2 separate regions of the Homo sapiens genome follow, and region 1 is linked to region 2. Evidence: chromatin loops called from intact Hi-C (ENCODE). Cell type or tissue: HCT116. All regions are shown on one strand. Links, peaks and the distances in the headings refer to the core of each region. The heading gives the core; the rest is flanking DNA. Region 1 overlaps LSS (lanosterol synthase). Region 2 has its middle 11 kb from the start of COL6A1.

Evidence for each region. Peaks named below come from ENCODE experiments on the same cell type or tissue, not always from the same donor. Only the 100,000 strongest peaks of a DNase experiment are listed, where the experiment ranks them.
Region 1: it touches region 2 in a loop (10-fold over the local background); 41 of 110 quality-filtered maps call a loop at or near these places.

Annotation. Positions count from the first base shown.
Region 1 is chr21:46,211,081-46,213,880 of GRCh38, reverse strand. It overlaps LSS (lanosterol synthase), which reads left to right. Exons shown (of 22, transcript NM_002340.6): 10 at 46-143; 11 at 829-856. Among named protein-coding and RNA genes, the nearest start is that of LSS, 16 kb to the left of the region's middle. In HCT116, for the core only: no CTCF peak of the experiment used is centred there; no DNase peak of the experiment used is centred there.
Region 2 is chr21:45,969,357-45,972,156 of GRCh38, reverse strand. No RefSeq gene overlaps it. Among named protein-coding and RNA genes, the nearest start is that of COL6A1, 11 kb to the left of the region's middle. RefSeq lists a silencer at 1,448-1,742. In HCT116, for the core only: a CTCF peak has its summit at 1,329 (motif pointing left); a DNase peak (open chromatin) is centred at 1,350; H3K27ac peaks cover 363 bases.

The DNA of each region.
Region 1 (2,800 bases), core at 72-2,571, 240 kb before region 2:
CTGTGGGTCTGGAGCGGAGCCTTGACAGGGCTGTCTCTCCTGCAGATCTCGAAAACCATCAACATGCTTGTGCGCTGGTATGTGGACGGGCCCGCCTCCACTGCCTTCCAGGAGCATGTCTCCAGAATCCCGGACTATCTCTGGTGAGTGTGGCTGGGATATGCTGGCGGGGCCTCTCACGAAGACTGGATCTGAGCCCCAGCTGCATCCCAGTGAGGGGGCCCCCACGGTGCCATCTGGGAATACTGCCAGGGAATACCTCCAGGAACCAGCAGTGTCAGGGCTTGTGGAAGCCACTGAGGGTTGTCTTTGAATTGGAAGATTTGCCACCCAGTGGAAGTGTGGGGTGTTCCCAGAAGGTAGAGTGAGGAAGGGGGTGGTAGGTAGCAGGGCAGGTTCAGGTTGGCATCAGGAGGCCTGTGGACAAGGGGAGCTTGTCAGCCATGGACTGTGCCCTGGAGGTGGGGCCCCTGTCATGGAGGGCAGAGAGCCGTCCCATGGTGGGAAGCTTCCGCTGTACAGGCCTCTTCCTCTGGTGCCTCAGCACTGCACGAGGGCGGCAGGGCTGGCACAGCCTGGGGTCGGGGAGCCTCCCGCTGCCCCTTGCCTTGGGTGTGGCCCTTCTGGGTGAGTGTGTCCTGTTTTCCATAGAGTGTGGCCCTCACCCCCAGGAGCCCAGCAGCCCAGCTGGGGTGGCATCCAGGCCAGTGCCAGGCCTCGGGAGGGGACAGACGGCCTCTCTGGGACCCTCCTGAGTGCAGGGTCTGGGTAGCAGCTGGGCTTCCAGCTTTCTCCTTGCACCTGACTTGGGCTTTTTTCTCCTCACAGGATGGGCCTTGACGGCATGAAAATGCAGGTAAGGGCTGCGGGACTGCGGCTGCATGCTTCCTTTGCAATCATGTCTCCCCTTTATTATTTTTCCTTTGGGGTTCAGAAATAACTCCTCCTGGACCAGGTCCCGGCAGCGTGCGACTAGAGGCTGAGTCAGTTGAGGCCTCTGGCCGTGTCCCTGTGGGTGCTGTTGGTCTCTGTGTGGGTGCCCACCGTTCTCGATGTCTGTCTGCAGCTGTCCTGTTTGCTTTTTGCCCTGATGATCTGAGTGGGCTCAGCTGTGTAACGACAGACCCAGAGCTGCAGAAGCTCTCATCTTGTTACTGTGGCAGGAGGTGGCTCTGGTTAGTGGGGGCTTCTCCTCCATGCACTCTTAATTTAAGGGGCTTCTTCTTAAAGGTCCTGGGTGGACAGGACAGGAGCCTGGAGGACCGTGGTGGCGTGTGGCCGGGCCTGGGAGCTCCCCGTGGACTTGGCCTGAGTGGGCTGGAACCCAGTCATGAGGGGCACCAAGCACAAGGAGAGGGGAGGCCGGTGGATCCTGGCTGACCCTGGTCCTGTCCTGGCTCTGGGGGCCCTGTAGACCGCAGTCCTGTCCGACTGGGCTGAGCCTGCGCCCCTCTGTGCGTGTCAGAAGCCCAGACAGTGTTGCCCTGTGTCTTGTGGTCTAAGGAGGGTTACGCCCTGCGGTGCCTGTCTTCTGTCCCCCACCTGATTCAGTGTGGAAATGTGGAGTCTCCAGAGGTGTCCTGGGTGTCACATTTGGGATGGATACACGTGGGCCCAGCACTGCCCGCCCCAGGGCTACCCTTGGTGCCAGGTGCCCCCAGCCACGAGCTTTTACCCAGCTGGCCTTGAGCTCCCCAGAGGCTCCCCGGACACTGTCCGTGTTTTGTGAAAAGGTTTTCAAAACACATGTAAAGTGGAGGTGAGTAGCAAGCCCTAGAGCAGGCCCTGGCCTCCCTGCCCCTCCCTGTCCCCTCCCTGCCCCTCCCTGCCCAGCGCTCCCTCAGCACCGACTCATCAGTGCACCTCAAGCTGATGAGGGCGTCTGTGTTTTGACAAAATTGCTCTGAGGTTGTCACACCCAACAAACTTATGACGGTTCCTGAGTGTAGTCCTCACGTTGTGGCTGGTGTTTGTGAATCAGGATTCAGGCCAGGCCTGCACAGGCCTTCAGTTGTTGGTCTTTGAGCTCCTGTTAGTCCAGCCGTCTCTCGTGGTCTCTTTTCTCCTCCTGGAAGGTTTGTTCCTGAAGGGCTTCACATTGCAGATCTGACTGGTTGCTTCTTATGTTCCCTGAGTTTTTGTAAACTGGCCAGGCCCTGAGGCTCGATCCCATTGTGTTTCTTTGGCGAGAATGCTTTTCTGGTGGTCCCTGCCTTGTCCCTCCAGTGCACGATGTCTGGATGCCTCTGCCACACACCACCCCCTGCCCAGTCCCCATGTCTGTCTGGTCAGTGCCCAGCTCTGTCTCACTAGGGTTTGGTCACCGGCCCTTTGAACTGAGACCAGGCTGTGTACCTGTGAGCCCAGCTCGGGGTGAGATTTGAGGTGGAGCCTTCCCAGCCCTGTGCAGAATTCCCATCACCTCCAGGTGTACTCAGAAATGGGGATCATTGGCCAGGTGCGGTGGCTCACGCCTGTAATCCCTACACTTTGGGAGGCCAAGGTGGGCGGATCACAAGGTCAGGAGATAGAGACCATCCTGGCTAACATGGTGAAACCCCGATGCTACTAAAAAATACAAAAAAAATTAGCTGGGTGTGCTGGCAGGAGCCTGTAATCCCAGCTACTCCGGAGGCTGAGGCAGGAGAATGGCGTGAACCCAGGAGGCGGAGCTTGCAGCGAGCTGAGATCACGCCACTGCACTCCAGCCTGGGCAACAGAGCGAGACTTCATCTCAAAAAAAAAAGAAATGGGGTCATTTCCAGGCATCACCATGACTGAGGTGCGCCACTGTCATTGG
Region 2 (2,800 bases), core at 116-2,615:
AAAGCTGGGGCAGTCAGAACTGGGTGCGGTCCCAGCTCTGTCACCCACTAGTTGCCTGAGCTCGGGTCGGGACACAGGCTCCCAGAAGCTCCGTTTTCTCAAGTTGTCAAGAGAATGTCCACTCTGTCGGTGGGAGCTGATGGAGGGAGTAACAGTGACAGAGCTGGGGCTCCCATGAGGCCGAGGTCCACAGGCCCGGGGCTCAGAGACCAGTCCAGATGGACGCAGCACACAGCTGCCAGGGGCCCGCCCACCCAGCCCAGCTTCCCAGCATCTGGTTTCCATTGTCCCCACATGGGAGTCACAGAGCCTGGGGCCGAGTGCCTGGGTAACATCTGGGCTTCTCAGGAACACTCACACTCCCTGGGCCAATCAAACCCCAAAGAGAGGGTGCGGTGGGAACGCGGCTGGTCTGTGGAAAGAGACCTCATCTCCGTTCAGGGCCTCCAGGCCTCAGGGCCATCTCAGTGCCCACCTTACGGAGCTGTGGCTGGAGGCTCTGGGATCAGGACAAACTGGGAGCGAGACGCAGCCATCCCTGCTCTGGGCTGGGTCTGGGGTCCCAGGGTGCCAGCCACAGCCAGGCCGGAGGGCCCAGAGCAAGGCCCTCCCAGGTGCCCGGCCTCTGGAGTCCCCACCCTTGGGAGGCAGAGACCCTCGCGTTCAGCAGGGTGACCTCCGTGATCTAGGGCTCCTGGGCTACTGCCAGTTCCCTCCCCAAACATGTGACCCCAAAAGCATCAGGATCTGAGGGTTGTTTCAGAGCTGGGGGAGGGGTTGGGTGCTCTTTTGCCCTCAGGAGAGCAGGCCCAGTACTCAGTGAGTGCCCAGGGGTGAGGAGGGCTCAGGAGGCCAGCGCCGGGCCATCAGCCTCTGCACCCCAGGGTCTGAACTCAGGGTCTGAGCGAGTCCAGGGCTGCCCTGCAGTGACAGGGAGGGCCGAGGGTGGCAGAACTGGTGATGGTGGCTCTGGAGATGGCGGTGGGGGAAACGGGGGCAGGCAGCCTGGCTTTGGGACCCCAGGCCCCAAGGTCACAGTGACCTGTAGCCTGCTGGGTCCAGATACACAAGCAATTGTCACAGCCTAGCAGCTGGGGGGCTCTAGGAGGGAGGCTGGGGCTGCACAGTGAGGGGCAGTGCGGGGTGTGGGACACGGTTTCTGGAGTCTCTGCTCCCCCAGCCTCGTCCCTGCACAATCGCAGGCCCCCTCCTCCCCTCCCACTGAAGCTCACTCCAGACAGCTAGGTTGACAGCTGGGTGGGTGCCCCTGGACCCTGAGGCTGGTGAGGCTCCTGCGGACGCCATGGAGGGATGGTCAGGGGCGCCCTCTGCTGCCCATGGGCACCAGTGCAGGACGGTCCCCCGAGGGGCCCAGAGCCAGCACTGTCCCCTTTCCGTGGCCTCCCCGCTGGCCCCAGATGCCTGGGTCCACCGGTGCCTGGGAGACTCTGGCGAGGCTTCCGCTGGGGTCAGTGGATTTGCCACCCCCTCTCTGTCCTGACCCTGCCGGAGGCCAGTGAGGGAGCAGCTGGAACAGGGAGCCCTCCAGGCCTGCAGGCAGCGGCTTCCCTTGGCTGCAGGGACTGGGTGGGAGCCGGAGCCTGGCCCGGAGGCTGTGGGGTGCAGGAGGTGCGAGGAGCCCTAGGCCAGGGTCACAGCCCAGGTAGGAGGCATCAGGGCCTCCGTGGTCGTTGTTTTCAGCAGAGACCTCGGGGGAGACGCAGTGCCTGCCAGAGCCCACTGCAGTGGTCGGCTCCAGTTGCCCCAGGCCAGGCTACGCCTGGGCGTTTCTCCAGGTCTCCTGAGAACCCCTTTCCCCTGATAATGGGAACAATCCCCTCACCTTCCCCTTTGCAGAGGCAGGAATGGTGCTGGCTCACTGTTACATTATTCTCTTACCTCTTTGTCTCCTTTAATTTGACCTTTCCTGACCTTGACGTTTTTGAGACGTTTAAGCCACTTATTCTGTAAAATGCATCTCAAGTTGGGCTTGTGGGGCCGTTTCTCATGACCAGGTCCAGGCTGTGTGTTCCGGCCGGAATTCCACAGTAGTGCTGGGGGCCCTCGGGCGGGAGTCAGAGGCTGCTGCTAATGGGAGCTTCGATTTAGGGCAGCTTGAACCTGTGCTCCCAGGTGGCTGTCCTTAAGCTCTGGGCTCCAGTAAACTCTATGCTTAATCATATTTTCTGAGTCTGGTAATTTAAGACGGACAATGATATCCCTGTCTATCATCCGTCTAATTTTGTTATTCATCTATTGACCTCCAGCTACCATCCCTCAGTGTACTGGGGCTGCTGTAATGAAATGCCATACCGTGGGAGGCTTCCATAACAGAAACTAATTTTTTCATAGTTCCGGAAGCTAGAAGTTCAAGGTCAAGGTGCTGTCAGGGTTGGTTTCTGGTGAGGCCTCCCTCCCTGGCTTGCGTACAGCTGCCTTCTCATTTCTTCACATGGCCTCTTCTCTGTCCACTTGCAGAGAGAGAACAATCTCTGTGTCTCCTCTGAGAAGGACACCAGTCCTGTCAAATTAGAACCCCACCCTTATGACCCCATTTAACCATAACTACCTCCTTACAGGTCCCATCTCCAAATGCACTCACATTAGGGCTTAAGGGCTTTGACATATGAACACGGGAGGGACACAGTCAGTCTGTAACACCACTGACCCATGCACACCTGTGTGTCTGCTTGGCTGCCTTCCCGCCACTGTAACACCTTTTCAGAGAGTGGAGACCAGACCCCCACCAGCCACAGTGTAATTGTCTATTTGCTGCATCCGAGAATACACAGAAAGCAGC